2 separate regions of the Mus musculus genome follow, and region 1 is linked to region 2. The links are chromatin loops, found by intact Hi-C in ENCODE. Cell type or tissue: heart. All regions are shown on one strand.

The links. Hi-C counts contacts between places; a loop is a spot of excess contacts. Peaks named below come from ENCODE experiments on the same cell type or tissue, not always from the same donor. Only the 100,000 strongest peaks of a DNase experiment are listed, where the experiment ranks them.
Region 1: it touches region 2 in a loop (2.7-fold over the local background); 4 of 42 quality-filtered maps call a loop at or near these places.

The regions. Positions count from the first base shown.
Region 1 is chr14:101,565,754-101,573,753 of GRCm38, forward strand. The region is part of intron 1 of Tbc1d4 (TBC1 domain family, member 4); the gene reads right to left. It also overlaps the pseudogene Gm34417. Among named protein-coding and RNA genes, the nearest start is that of Tbc1d4, 39 kb to the right of the region's middle. In heart, no CTCF peak of the experiment used is centred here; a DNase peak (open chromatin) is centred at 3,308; H3K27ac peaks cover 1,105 bases.
Region 2 is chr14:101,512,559-101,520,558 of GRCm38, forward strand. The region is part of intron 1 of Tbc1d4 (TBC1 domain family, member 4); the gene reads right to left. Among named protein-coding and RNA genes, the nearest start is that of Tbc1d4, 93 kb to the right of the region's middle. In heart, CTCF peaks have their summits at 4,968 and 6,455; a DNase peak (open chromatin) is centred at 3,683; H3K4me3 peaks cover 637 bases; H3K27ac peaks cover 1,266 bases.

The DNA.
Region 1 (8,000 bases), 53 kb after region 2:
GTCTCATAAATATTTTTTTAAGGTGGGGTTATTTCTAGCTTCTCCAGAAAGCACTAGCCCACAAATTCTTTTAAATCTGATACCCTAAAAAGTAGCTGATGTCAAAACTCTGGCAGTTCTCCAGTGGATAAGTGACTGTCACACACCAGCTAACTCCTTAGGAACAGCTAATCCCTCTATAAAACTGAGTGAGCTGCTAAATAGCCCAACTTCCCAGTGGGAAGTCGCCGCCACCATCGTTGTCAACTACTGGAAGGTGCCCCATCATTGGCTGCTAGAAAAAGGGTGCCTGTACAGCAGAGTTGTGCTCAGCGTGATTAATAAACCCATGTTTTAAAAAATCCATTCTAACAACTTTTAGAGAAAATATAGCCAAAGCCACTCCAATGTAGGGGAATGTTCTTAGATCAGTAGACTAATAAATATATATCCAAAGCCACTACAGTGTAAAGGAATGTTCTTAGATCAGTAGACTAATAAACATACACAGCCCGAGTTGGATTTCTCCACCAAGCTCTCGTTTTCCAACATGGTGCAACCTGTTTCTCACTTGGCTATGTTAATAAATACATGATGGTAAATTGGTCTTTCAATAAATACTTTCTCACCCAAAATACCCTTTCTCTTGGAAACATGGCCCTCTTCTTGTGAATGTTCCATTAACTAGGTTTTCCTAGGAATCCCTAGAACCTTGCAATTGAAGAAAAACAAAGAAGCTAAGCAACCCTATTAAAATAACCGTGATATTTTAGCAATTCCAAATGATTCGAGTGGGCACACGTGAACATTCACTAACACTAGAACGTTCTACTGCTCCACTCTAGAAACTCACCGCTTCTGAGACGCCCATCTTGACAAAAGCCTAAAAGAAGTTAGGAGCAAATGCCATCAGTGTCACCACCCCCCTCCCCGAGTTCACATCCTCCCAGAAAGAAGAGCTTACAGCCCTGTGTCTGGCTCCTGTAAAGGTGCAAAGTGCTAAAGGAAAAGAAAGACCACACATTTGAGAATCCAGGCTGCAAGCATTAACCCTACCAAAACCATTTAAAATATAGCTTTTCCTCCATAAACATTGAGTGTCTCATCACTTAGCCTGTGTTGCAATTTAAAGTCAGCTCCATCCACCCCAGAAAAAAAAGTGAGTAATCCAAGTCCCCAAGAGTCCTATTTCAGAAAACCTTGCTTCCCACAGTTTTGTACCTACGCAATAAAAAGACATATGGCACAACACAAAAGCATTTACAGTTTGAGACAAGTTAAGCGGAAAGCTACATATGTTAGGTATCAAATGTTTTATGTGGTTTTCTGTTGACCATCTATCTTTTTGTATTATTTTTAATCTAGCCTATTCTAATTAAAATATAATTGCATCACTTCTCATCTTCCCTTTCTTCCCTCCGACCCCTCCCATAGTGCCCCTCCTCTCTCACTCAAACTGATAACCTTTTTCATTGAGTATGATTACACACATACACACACACACGCATACATAAAGAGAAGGGGCACAAATATAAAAATACATCCTGTTGTGTCTGTTTTTATTGTTTGTGTGTATGTGGTATATGATTTCAGGAATGACCATTTGTATCAGTAACTCCTCAGGAACCTCTTTCCTGGGAAAGGTTAATCTCCCTCTCTCAGCAGTCATTAGAGGCTTATAGTTCTTGGTCTAGAAGGGAGACTTCATGAGATTTTTTTTTCCCTTCTGCACTGGCATGCCTATTGACATTGTCCTTTTTTGAGTGCTCGTTTCTAGGAAACACATTCTCACAGCAGACTCCTTGGACCTCTGGTTCTTTCAGTCATTCCATCCCCCGTTCACTGATGTCCTACAGCCCTGGACGCTGGAGGTCTGATGAAGATATATCCATTGTGGCTCCCCAGGATCCTTTGATCTCTGTACTATGTCCGGTTATGATTTCCTGTAATGTGGACCAGGTATCTTGAGAGCAATGCACGTCGTACTAATGCTGAAAATGAGCTCTCGGTGGTTGTGGCCTTTATGCCCGTGAGCATGTCTGCCAGGGAGAAACTATCAACTAAGAGGTCCTTCCATGTCCTCCATTGAAGAGATCTTAAGTAAGATTTGCTAAAACTAAACATATTTGTTAAACTTTATGGGTACATTTTCATTCTTATAGAACTCATGCTGATTTTTTTATTCATTTAAGACCCAAATATAGCAAAACCCATAGCTTCTATATTTTACAATTTAGGCTCAAGGCTTTGACACCTACTTGAATATGTTACTAATAACTCAATAAACGACATTTAATCATTTTTATTCTATATGTGGTGTGTGTATGTGCACGTGTAGAGCCCAGAGGTTGACACTGGTATCTTTCACTACCATTCTCTGCTTTATCTTTTGAGACACGGTCTCTCCCTGAATCCAGAGTTCATTGATTAGCTGGTCTGGCTGACCAGTAAGCTCCAGGGATCCATCTGACTCCACCCTCCCCACAGCACGAGGGCTACAGAGATGAGCAACTACAGCCAGCTTTTATGTGGGTGGTGGGGATCTGAATGCCTGTGATTTTGTAGCAGTTTACAGATGAACTATCTGCCTAACCCCCAACATGCTTAACCTCTTAAGCTCACATTCTTTCTCCAATGTCAAGCATACTTCTTCATTATACAATATGGTGGGATTTCTCCTCATGAAGAGTATCCTATCAATGACTATGTTCCTCTCTCTACATAAATGAACACTTATGCTTACTTACAGAACATCCTGCAGTCTGTGTGGTGGAGTCTAGTTTTTGTTGGTTTGTTTGGGTTTTGTTTGTTTGTTTGCTTGCTTGCTTGCTCGTCTTGGTTTGTTTTTCAAATACTAATTTGTTTTTACCCTCAGCTTAGGAAGCCAAGTAAGTTTTAATTTAATCCATAGAGTAGATAATACATTAATGACCACATAACGACGCCCATGTTCTAATGTCCTAGCTCAGTCTTGGTTTGCTTTGGTTTGCTTTGGTTTTTTGAGACAGGATTCCATGTAGCCCAGTTTGGCATTAAATTGCTGGGCAGCTAAAGATGATCCTAAATTCCTAGGCTCCTGCTTTCACTTCCAATGTGTGAGGATATAGCAGTGAGAAACCACATTCAGCTTTGTGTCCTAATTACTGATGAATCACATGGCAAAAGAACTGTGAGGGTGTGATTAAGAAGGGTCATGAAGTGGGGGTGAGAGTGTGGGGGTGGTTATCCTGGCTATTCTCAGCAAACCCAGTGCACTCAGAGTCCTTACTTAGGGAGGCGAGGGAGTGAGGGAAGGAGATATGATCCCTGAAACAGATGTCAAAGTGATGCAATTTCTGGAAGGTGGCCTCAAGCCAAGGAGTGCATGTAACCTCCAGGAGCTACAAAAAAAAGCAAGGGACAGATTCTCCCCTGAAGCATCCAGAAGGAAGGCAGTCCTGCCAGCCCACTGCCCCTGGCACCGTAAGACCTATTTCAGGTGTCTGACCTCCAACACGGTCAGGTAATAGACTTCTGCTGCTCTAAGTTTATAGTAATTTGCTACAGTAAAAATGATCAGTTTTATTAGTGGCAAGGATAAACAGGGCCAGTATTAAAGCTAATTAATCATACACAAAATATCCAAAACAACTTAGAAATAAATATCCTAAAAATTATAATTAACATTTGAGTTAAAGGGTATGATTTACTAATGGTTTCTTAAAAATCATGTTAATTACATAGTGCTTTGGGGAGGATAATAATCATTAGATAAACAATTTTTAATCTGCGCTGTGTTAAGCACTAGTGATCAAAAGATAAGTAATGAAATGAGATACACACGAGTGAATGAGCAACTTACAATAATCTGATATATGCTACAATCAGAGAAAAACATAAAAAAACAGGTTGATAAACACAGACACACACAAAAATGGCTAATTCCTCATGAGTGGGGGGCAGTCATTGGACAGTGAAGTCTGAGGATAAACTCAATCAGGCTACAGCATAAAGTAGACAACAGTCCTGAAAGAAACTAGACGTCATCCGCAAACAATGGAAAATCTGAAGAGGCTGCAGGGCAGTTGTGTGATTGACACAAACTTAGAAGGAAAGGAGGCTGGAGAGGTGGCTTGGCAGTTAAGAACACTGGCTGTTTTTCCAGAGGACCTGGGTTTGATTTCCGGCATGCACATGGTAGTTCAAAACTATCTGCAACCTCCAGTCCCAAAGGACTCTAAACTCTCTTCTTACCTATAGAGCACCAGGCACACATGTGGCCAAAGACAAGCATGCAGGCCAAACACCCATACATGTTAAATAAATAAACAGCTCTAACTTAAAATGTTATATTGTAGAAGGTCAAAACACTGCCTATGGTGTAAAGCATATGAAGACTATACTAATGCTGAAAGAACATATTTATTCTAGAGCAACACAATTATGTCCCATTTTTTACCCCATAGAAATTCAATCCTACCTTATCACTGCCTTCATGAGTCACAGCCACCACGACTGATTCTGGTTACTTTTCTCCACACAAATTCTCACTATACTATAAATACATAAACCCCATTAAAGAGGGTGGGGCTTTAGAGTAAGACTCTGGCACTAAATGTGCCTGCCATCTTGGATGATACTTAGAAGTTGGGTGCATTCCAGCTATGATGAAGTCACTGTATCTGCTCCCTGCTCAAATCCTACTGATCCATTGATCTTGCTGTCACCTAAGACATGCTTCTCTGCCTAAGTTCCCCCAACAAATTGCACTCTGGGACATCTTAATTCTGTCTGCTGCCCCTGCAAGCTGCTCTGGCGCCTTCAAGCTGGCTCACATACACTGAACCCAGGTTTTCCTAGAACATCCCCAAATCTTAATATTCAGTCACAAACACTCCAAGATCATTCACTACCTTTTATCAGGCAAGTGCTTTGTAACATAAAATAAGATTTATGCTACGGGTTACACAAAGCTATGGAACTGTATATAAAGTAAGCAAAGTGAATAGTAACAAAATCAACTAACTATTTTATGAAACTCATCTGCAACTTACACTTTCAAAAAAATGGTCCCAAATTCATATCACAAGAAAACAAAACTTAATGTGAAGAAACAGTGATATGTATAGTTTTAAAAAACGTGATCTACTCTCAAAAAATGCAAAGCCATTCTTCAAAAAAGATATCCAAGATGCTTTCCCCATAAGTATTTTTTAAACATCTTATTCCTAGTATCTATACGAAAATTGAAAGTATTTTTCTATATTACAAGAATGTCGGGGCTGGTGAGATGGCTCAGTGGATAAAAGCACTGACTGCTCTTCCGAAGGTCCTGAGTTCAAATCCCAGCAACCACATGATGGCTCACAACTATCTGTAATGAGATCTGATGCCCTCTTCTGGTATGTCTAAAGAGAGCTACAGTGTACTTACCATATAACAATAAATAAATAAATAAACCAGAGTGAGCAGGGCTGGAGCAAGCAGAGGTCCTGAGTTCAATTCCTAGCAACCACATGATGACTCATAACCATATGTACAGCTACAGTGTACTCATATATATATAATAAATAAATAAATCTTTTTTTTAAAAAAAAAAGAATGTCTATAGTACTAACCTCACTGGAGAATTAAGTCATAATAAAACTTTGTATCAATGTGAAATTGCAAACTCTAACACTGTTCAACTCAGTGTTAGAGACAGAATGGCACTTTGATAGCCTCTCCACCCTGTAATTCAGCGGCAGCACGAGCAGCTTGGTATTGCAGCCTCATTACCTGTGTTCCTGTTCATCTGTAGGCCTCGAATCAGACTCACACATCTTTGTGTCTAGTGGATGGCGTGCATCTATGCACATGTTATGTTCAACCCATGTGCTCAGGAGAAGTGAGCATAATCTACTGGATTAGCAGTGGTTATTAGCAATCCCCATCTCAAGACTGCTCAAGTCTCAGTTTCAAAAAGTATTTGGACAAAGTGTGAGCCTCAGAATAAATACTACGCTTGCACATACCTTTTTTACTTCCTTAGTTTTCTGTAACAGAATCTCAAATAAAAACATGAGCTGCCAAAGAGGAATAAGCAATATTTAATGTTAAGCAAATGCTTTTACATTTCACCTCTGAAAATCTTCAGTTTTCCTACTACGTGAAACAGCATTAACAAAAAAATTGACTAACAGAATAATGTTGAATTAAAATTTGTTTAGATTTATTTATTTTTAGGAATGTGTGTGTATGTGTGTGTGTGTGTGTGTGTGCATGTCTTTGTGTACACCATGGTGTGCAGCAAGTGCAGGAGAAGGCCAGATGATATCAAATCCACTGAAACTGGAGTTACAGATAGTTGTGAACCACCGGTGTGGGTGCTGGAAATAGAACCTGGGTCCTATGTAAGACTAGAAAACCCTCCTAATAGCAAAGCCATCTCTTCAGCACCAGAATTAGCAGAATGAGAGAAAATAACTATGCATATGAATATCATTCACAAATAAGATTAAAATTACTGTATAGATCCTAGTGTTTGACCATAGCATTGTATACATGTACTGAAATACCATGCTGCACTCCACAAATATATGTAACATATACAATTACTATGTGTTAATAGAAAAGGAAAAATGAATTACGAAAATTTTGAGAAGCCATAAAATAGAGCAGTGTTTTAGTCCTTTCTACTTCAAAATAGAAAGTAAGTCTAAAATCAACTTTTTTCTAATTCATATTAACCGGTCATTTATTAGCATGTACCATTGGACACAGTGGCTTCCACCATGCTGAGTTGGGGGAGGGAGCTGACAAGCAGCAGCGTCTGACTGCTTCCACTCATTCTTGTCTTGGTCCCACTTGGTGGAGAAGTCCTAAATGGGGTTGACCTTCCTACGTAGCATCTGATTGCTCTGCATGGTCACCCGGTCTCGATCAAAAGTCTGAGGGATTGGGCCATTCACAGAGTGCATCTCCCAAATCGGAATGGAAGCCATGAAGTCAATGAAGAGCATGGCCATGCTCACAACAGTCTTCCACCTATCGGTGCCCCTGTTTATCTCAGCGGAGCTCTTGCTAAACTGAATGCAGTACAACTGGAATTTCTCATCCTGGATAGGATGCCCCAGTCAGCCTTTTCCACCTTCAGGGTCTTGTGGCTGGTAGACAGCAATCTGATGTGAGCCACATCGGGTAAGGCAAAGTCATAAATAGGGAGAGCTTAGTCTTCACTCTTCACAACTTTCCCATGTGCTCAAACACACACCGAGATAGAATGGCTGCCTTGCCAACTGGACTAAGTGTCCTGGTAGTCAACATTCTGCCACCGCTGCCCTCTACACCTGGGCTGCTGGTGACCAGAAGACTGGGGCCCTGAACTGGAAAAGCTAAATTCATTTTCAGTTGGCTCTAGAACAAGAAAATGTTAAATTACTATTCAAATCTGAATGTAACTGTTTGGCAAGTTAAAAACTGAAGAACAAAACCAAGGGTGAAAAGAAGAAAGAAACAAACAAACAAAAATACAGGCTTTCTGTCCTGCTCCAGCTGAGAAGTTTCCTCTGGGGCTGAGCGAAGCTAAAAATAGTTTCCTCTCTTAGCTTGATGAAAATCATCAACTGCGTAACTGCCACGTGCTTTGTTTATTTTCTGTCATGGCTCCTCTGGACTTAAGTGGATAATTATTTACTTCAGTGTGGAGTCAGCCCTCTCCCATCAGAGGTATTCAGATAGAAAAGAGAATATAGTCACTGGCCAGGGTTCATTGGTGCCAAATAACCGCACTATCGTGGTCAGAGCATGAAATAAACACAACAGGCTTGTGTGTTGAAGGCTCGGTCCTCAGATGGTGGCACTATTTGGGGAGAGCTAGAAACAACCTGGTGACCCTCGGGTGGGGTAAGTAGATAGCTGGAGGCATGTCCTTTGAGGGTTTTATCTTGCCATGACTCCTGACTGTCTGTCTTTCTCTACTTCTTGCCTACTATGAGGGCAGCAATGAATGCCTTGTTAGCTCTGACGCTCTGCCTCATGGAAATCAACGAACAATAGAGCAA
Region 2 (8,000 bases):
GAGGACTGAAGTTCAGTTCCCAGCATGTACGCAGCATGTCACATGGCCTCCTGCAACTCCAGCTCCAGGAGGCCCTGGTGCCCTGATGCCCTTTCTAACCTCTGCAGGCACTACCACTAATGCATGCAAACTCCACATGAACACGCTTTAAATGAAAGAGGAGAAGGGGGAGGGGGAGGGGAGGGGAAGAGGGAGAAGGGAGGGGAAGGGGAACAAAGGGGAAGGGGAAGAAGGGGAAGGGGAAGAAGGGGAAGGGGAAGGGGAAGGGGAAGAAGAAGAAGAAGAAGAAGAAGAAGAAGAAGAAGAAGAAGAAGAAGAAGAAGAAGAAGATTTGTAGATGATATCTCCCCATGCAGCCAGGCTGATCTTAAATTCTGAAGCTCCTACAATCCATTACCCTCAGCCTCGATGTAGGTGGGACTACAGGGATATGCTGTCACGTATGACGTATGGCCTCACTTTTAAATTTTTCCCACAATACCTCTAGATTCTTTGAATTTGCCTTAAAACCCTAAGGTATTATTTCAAAGGAAATGTTCTACGGTAAGATAAAGTTTAACTCTGGGTGGGTGCAGAGTCAAAAGAGACTAGAGTAATATGATGTTAAAATCAAAGAATCGCAAAGCTCTCGGTGCCTTTGAGAAGTCTCTGGCCTACCCCATCTTGTTACAAAACAAACTTCTTACATCAAAAGTTAAAGCAATAAAGAAGATAAAGAGATTAAACGAGAGGATCCGGGGCCAAAGAAAGCAGAGTCGCTCTGTGACTTGAACCAGACTCCTAGGAGCAGCTTTAGTTTTGATCTCCGGGCTGTAAGCCAAAATGGTTTCCTCTTAGCCTGGGCTTTAGAGTTCTTAGCAATCCTCAGCTACTTCGCTCCAACCCCTCGTGAAAGCACAGCTTTTCTCTTGCCTCTATTCTCCTGATATGATACCATGGAGCAGATCTGTGTAACCGTCATACCAAGGTCTTCCCCCGAGTCTGTCTTACTGTTCGTAGCACTGAACACTTACCTGTTTGTGAGTGTTTGTGTGTGTCTGTGCATGTGCGCGTGTACACGTGTATGTGAGTGACCACAGTGGCCAGGAAGGGGCATCAGAGCCCTTAGTGCTGTAGATACAGGTGATTGTGAGCAGCCTGATGGACACACTGGGGAAACAAGCTCTGGTCATCTGCAAGAGCCCTTAACTGCCGAGCCAGCTCTCCAGACCCCAGACAGATCTTCTTAGCCTAAGACCACTTTGAACTGCAGAAGCATATACCATACTCAAGGGGCACTCAAGGAAATCTTGGGGAATCTGATGATTTGATTAGAGTAGAATCCCCTTAGAAGCGGGGGTGCTCAATGACGGAGGGATGATAATAGAGCAGAGATGGGTGATAAGAAGTTAGAAGGAAAAAGTCATCAGATTCCCTGTCACAAATAAACCATTGTTTGAAAACAGATGAAATCCATTGCATGGAATGGTTTAAAAAAAAAAAAAAAAAAGCACAGAGCATGAACTTTGTCCTCAGTGACAGCCCCACGACAATACTGACTTCTGCCTCCAGAAGGGTCTCCATCTGTCTTCAGTTTTCCATCTGGAAAGCGTACATCACAGTACTTCTCTCACACGTAAGCTCAAAGGAAAATGTGAATGACGTGTGCAAATGTGGCGGAATGAGGTGGGACGGTAAACTAGCCAATAATGTTTTTAATTAAAGCTAAAATATCATTCTGCTCTGTGCTATATAAGAACCTGAAAGAGGCCATGTCAATATAAACATTCTGGCCTTCGGGGAACAGGGGGAACTGAGAGACACGAGGAGGAGAAGAAATTCTATGCGCAAGATGAGTAAAATACTGAGGGTGTTAGAGAGTGAAAATGTCCAAGAAGAAATTGGAATAAGACTCTTCACCGTTCTCGAAAAAGGATGCTCTGTAAGACACAGCGTAAATGTCAAGCCAGTGAGGACCTGGTCCCGCAGATATCTGGGGAGGCTTGTTCCCAACAGAGAGACCACCAAGTTCAAGGCTCTGAGCCACAGACTTGCCTGGGCTGTCCAGGGAACTGCAGGAAGCCCTTGTGGCTGGGATGGATGAATGAGCAAGGATTATGAACTGAGGAAATTGTGGGGACATGGAGACTGACATCACGCGAGCCTTGAAAGGACTTCAGCTTTTATTCTTATTGTTGAATGGTTGAATGGAGTCATGACAAGATTTATGTTTTCAAAGGACCCCTTGGTTAATGCAGAGAAGACTGGTAGCTCTGGCAACCCAGGGTAAGCACACCCAGGAGCAACCAACAGGGAGGTGTCGAGCAGCAGGGGGCAGCTGCACATTGTTTTAAAGATACAGTGTGGGTTTGGGGGTGTCCTCAGGCGGGGAGCAGGATGCAGAGATGTCAGGATAACTTCGTGCTTGAGAGTAACTAGGGATACAACAGGCTGGGAGGTGCAGCTGAAGAAATCCAGAGCTTGGGTTGGGTTATAAATTTCTCGTCTCACAGTATCAGCTGGCAGCTGAATCTATATCCCTCAGAAGAGAGAGGATGGCTGGCATAGAAAACATGACACTGTTATCCTACAGATGGCCTTTAAAGCTGTAAGATTAGATGGTTTTCATCAAGAGACTTTGTACAGGGGCTGGAGAGATGGCTCAGTGGGTAGGGGGCTTGCTGTGTAAGAATGAGAGCTTAAATTTAGAACCCCAGAAGCCAAGTCATCCAGGGGAGTACACATACGTCATCCTAAGACCCCATGAGATGGGAAGTGGAGATAAGCTGCCCCAATACTCCAAGGCCAGCTAGCCTGACATACTCTGCAGTGAACAAGAGAACTGATGCCCACGGCTGTCCCCTGACCTCTACTCTGTGACACAGTTTAAAAGGAAAAAGGTGTTGCACACGTATCAGAGAGAAACAGACAGAAAATTCCCCAGCCCAGCCCCCTCCCATGACTCCAAGTGCATACCAATCCAAGTGAGGAAGACTGAAGACATGTGAACAAAGGGAACTGCATCAAGAACCAGGAATAGAAGCATCAGAGAAGACCCTGAGGCCAGAAAAAGCGGAATAACCAATATGCTTGGGGTCATTGGTGGTTTTCATCTCTCTCACACACACACACACACACACACACACACACACACACACACACACATACACACATTGTGTAGGCAGCAGGCAAAAGCCATACTAGGGTAGACAAATTCAGGAACAAAGCCTGAAGCAACAGGGACAGACTGGCTCTGAGGACTTGGCTCAGCTGTTGCTTGCTGCTCTTCCAGAGGACACAACTTCCATTCCCAGCACTTGTATCGCAGCTCACAACCATCTGTAACTCCAGTTCCAAGGGACCTGAAGCTCGCCATGCATCGGGCACACACTTGGTGCAGAGACAAACATGCTGGCCAAACACTAATAATATACACACACACACACACACACACACACACACACAAAACAATAAAATAAACCTAAGGAAAACGTTACAAATAAAAGTATTCAAATGATGGCTTCTGATGAAGAAAGCCGCAGGAACAATGTCTGTACGTGGGCAAAAGGGAAGAGACAACACAACGGAGGTGGGAATAGTTCAGCGAGTGAGGCAGGGGCTGCAAAGTGCTGCTGTGGGCAGGCATGGCGCTGTGGGCAGGCATGGCGCTGTGGGCAGGCGTGGCGCTGTGGGCAGGCATGGCGCTGTGGGTAGCAGACTTCCTCCTTCCACTCCCGCAAGCTCCTCTGTAAATCACAAGGCAGCTCATGAGCAGAGCTGAGGACAGGGAGGAAGATTCAGCACGGCACTGAAGGTGAGACATTGAATTTAATTCAAAGTGATTACAGGCCAACTTGCAAGGCAAACTTGTCTTGATATCTTAAGGTCACTCTTTCTGAGATGTCACGGAAGCAATTACAAGTTAATGGAAGGTTTTACTAGAGAGCTTAAATATCTTGGGTAAGATCTGGTCATTGGCAAATAGAAAGCTGGAGTCGGCACCTACATGAAGGCATAGAAATAAACTACGCTCCCAGCATAGGCTGTGGCTGGGGACTAAAGTGGAAGTTTCTGGTTGTAATGCGATGCAGACTCACATGGTCTTTTGCTGAACAAGACTCACACTGCATTTTGCTGAGGCAGACTCACATGGTATTTGGAGGGCGGGAGATTGAAGTGTTTTAAAACCCTTCTTAAAAGTGGGATTTAAAAAACCCTAAGCCTACAGGGAGCTATTCTAAGACGTATTGTATTGGTTCCCTTTCTTGTTGCCATGACAAATTATCTACTTATACAACTTAAGGAAGAGTTTATTTTAGCTCATAGTTTGAAGGGATGTAGTCAATCAGGGAAGGAAGAAGCAGGAGGTAGCTAGCCCCATTGTACCTGAAGTCAGCAAGAAACAAGAAAAAACAAGCCGAATTTTCCTCTGCTTGCTTTCTCCTTTGTTCTGGAATTGCAGCCCCTGGGAAGGTACCACCCATATTCAGAGCAGGCCTTCGCTCCTCAGTTAAATCTCTTGGAGACACGCCCACAGACAGGCCCAGGGGTGTGTCTGCTAGGTAACTCCAAATCCAGTTGGGAGAACAGTGAAGATTAACATCACAAATGCATTTTGCAGTAAGTCTGTGTATACTTACACGGTAAGAGAGAACATTTTGCATCTTACTTGTGTCGCTTATGAAAAATAATTTTTTATTTCTTTTCTGATATAGATACAATTTTCAAAAGGCAAAGTCATTGACTCATGAGAGTGAAACTTCTTATGCACTCAGAAAAGTCCATCTGTTTTCTAACTGTAGCAACACAGCGTACAGGACTATGAAACACTGTGAATTACTATTATCTATCATGGCATTGTGAAATTCATGGTTCTGAATGCTGCAAGTCCCTGCAACCAATACAAAACACAGTGAACCAATCTATTAGTTGATTCTATTGATCAGAAAATGTACTTAATGCTTAGTGCCCGCATTTACTGTAATGACCACGAGGGGGAGTGTTTTCACCTGGACTACCGTAATACAACTGCAAAAGAATAATACTGAAAAAAATAGTTTGTAAAATGTCATTACCACTGCTCTTATTTTAGACCGTTTTAGATATAAAATCAACCACTTAGAAGCAAATCATTGTAAATTTGAATAATTAAACAAGTGTGCCAAACCAATTAGCAAGTTAATAAAAAGAAAGGTTACTTTGAATAAAAAAATTATCGTAAAGTCAGGATTTAATAGACTTGAACCTGTTAAATATGTTCACAGAGAGCATAATAAACATAGTAAGAAAATATGTCTTGGCATTTTATCAGGGTATATGAAAATATAGAGCCTTCTAAACAAAGCGACGGAGGGGACAGTTAATAAATTTCAACTCATAAAATGTCTGAACTCAAGAGGAGTGGAGGCTTTAGGCAAGCCGTGATTGTGCAACGGAATGGGGGCCAGGGGGCAAGTGCTGAGCCAGAGAGAATCTGGACACCCCAAGTTCGCTGAGATCAGTAGATAGAGTTGTAATGGTATCAGGAAACAAACACACCACACATTTCTCAGAAACCTATTTCTGTCCTGGCGTGCCACATTGCTTCAGACATTCATAACAGCACAACAGATCTTTCACATTGTAAAGCCCTCTTCTCCAGAGATTTCAGTTGCTTGCATACAATATCTTTAATCTATAAAGGTGCACGGGCTCCTCTTCTTCCAAGACGAAAAACAAAAAACAGAAACAAAAACAAACAAACAAACAAAAAAACGATCCTAACTCCATATCACTGAAAGATAACGTGAAAACACACAATTGCCTTGTCTCCAAAAATAGGCGGGCAGGGAGGGCAGCCACGAGCAGCCAGATGACTCTCTGACCCACGAGGGCACATTCCGTGGGTCAGAGAAGACTGCTGCGTTCTCCACGGTCCCAATTAAGACTGGAGCTCGGTATGACCCTGTCCTTGACCCTTACAGTAGAACTTCACTCCTCTGAAAAACAGGGGTCGAGGTGAAGTGTGACTGATACTGTTATCGCCAGTATGTTAAAAATGAATAGTGCGATGGCTTCCAGCGAGGTTGCCTTTGGGGCTGTCAGTACACGTTCAGATCTGGGAGCACAGTCAACATCAATCACCCAGGGAAGCTCTAACCAGAAAACATAGAGTCGGCTCTCATAGCAGCAGAGTGGAGGGGTTCCTCAGTGTTCATTAGAAAGCACAAAGCCACCTCCTCTTCCCACTCCACTGAAGAGAATCTAACCATTAGGAGGCTCAAAGGACATGATTCCTCCTGTCACCTTTGGTGGTAGAAAACAACAAACCAGCTTGGTACCGTAAAGGGCTTTTCCAGAAATAACATGCTTATATGTGCTTTACAGATCTGGCATCAAATTAATAAATGCAATACACACTGTCGCAAGCAATAAGCCTCTACCTCTGTGATCTCTGAAACTGCTTTGAGAGACACCTGAAAGAGTGCACCTCCCAGCCACAAGAGGCCCCAGCCTACCTTGTGCTCTCTTGGCAGGTTGCTTCTCCCATTCAGCAGAACTCCTAATATGTTCTGTAGCAGTGTAATCAAAGACCTCAAGTAGATATTTCTACTTATGGAACTGTATAAATACCACACATTTGGCTATGGATTTCTAAGTCCTTCAGTTTCTCCTCAGAAATTTAAACTGACTTGTAACACTATCATATTTGTAAGAATATAGAAGCCTTGGGGAAATGGCTCAGTGAGTGGTGTTTGCAAGAGAGCCCAAGTTCAGGTCCCCAGAAGTCAGTCAAATGCCAGGGATGGAGGTGCCTGCCTGTAATTTCAGCAGTGGTGAGACTGAGACAGGCAGGTGCCAGGGGCTCATTAGCCAGCTAGGTTATCGTGACATCCACACACATTCAAGCATGCACACACACACACACACACACACAGAGAGAAAGGCGTGTGGTGAATGCTAGGTAGGCTATCCTAGCATCCACACCTGAACACACACACACAGTCACATACACACACACACACACATGGGGGGGGGGGGTAAAGAATACCTGAACATCTTCTTAATATCTCTGGTACTAGGTTTAATGAAGCTAGTGTTTTGGTGTTAGCATTGCAACCAACATGATTTAAGATAGAAGAAATGAATAAAATCTGTTCAATGGTCACTAATAATGAGTGTGCACGCTGTGATCCTGTGGGCAAAATTCAATTTCATCAGCCTTCTCAAAGAAGAGATGTTTATTGAAGATGAATATGCTCTGAGAGACTTCACACCCGAAACCAAACTCAAAGCAAGCGAGGGTTTCTATGTCTATGTGTGAACAACTCTGAAAAATATCCGTGAGGGATTTAGCTGTGGTAGACACGACTGTAACGTCTAAATAGCATCCACTACAATGTAGATCAAACTTGGTGCTGTCGATTCTTGTACCGTCTCCAATCCAAATCTACCCCCACAAAGGCGCACAAGAAGCCACTCTGGTGACAGGTTTGGACAGGTTTCATTCAGTCCCACCAGGTCTGCTTTAGATGTACCCTAACATTACCACAGTGGAAGATGACATGCAGTCATTTTTCACTGATGGCCCCCAGCCATTACGTTAGCTGGGTACCACAGGTGTCCATATGTTCTCCCAGGACAGAGTTAGTCTGCAGTAGCAGGAAATGAAACCAAGAAGAAAAGAGAAATTGAAGGGAAAAAGGAAGTGAAGTTTTTGTCAGGTCAAGTCCCTGAGTGGAGGATAATGACACCCTTGATGTCAGGGTAGCTGGTGAGCTCCTGGCCTCCTATAATCCTGGGCCTCTCCAGGATTCCTTTAAATGTTGGTTTCCACTCTTGCCTCAGAGTTGTAGCTAATAGTACTAGTTTGTGAGAATACACGTTGATAAATCCACTAAGAAACTATTACTGTTTCATAGAACCCGCAGAAATCAATCATCAGGATCGGTTTCATCAATCATGATTAAAACTGAAAGCAATAAATGATTACACTACACTAACCCAATGTTCCTCTCGGATAAAAGTCAGCTGAGGAGGAC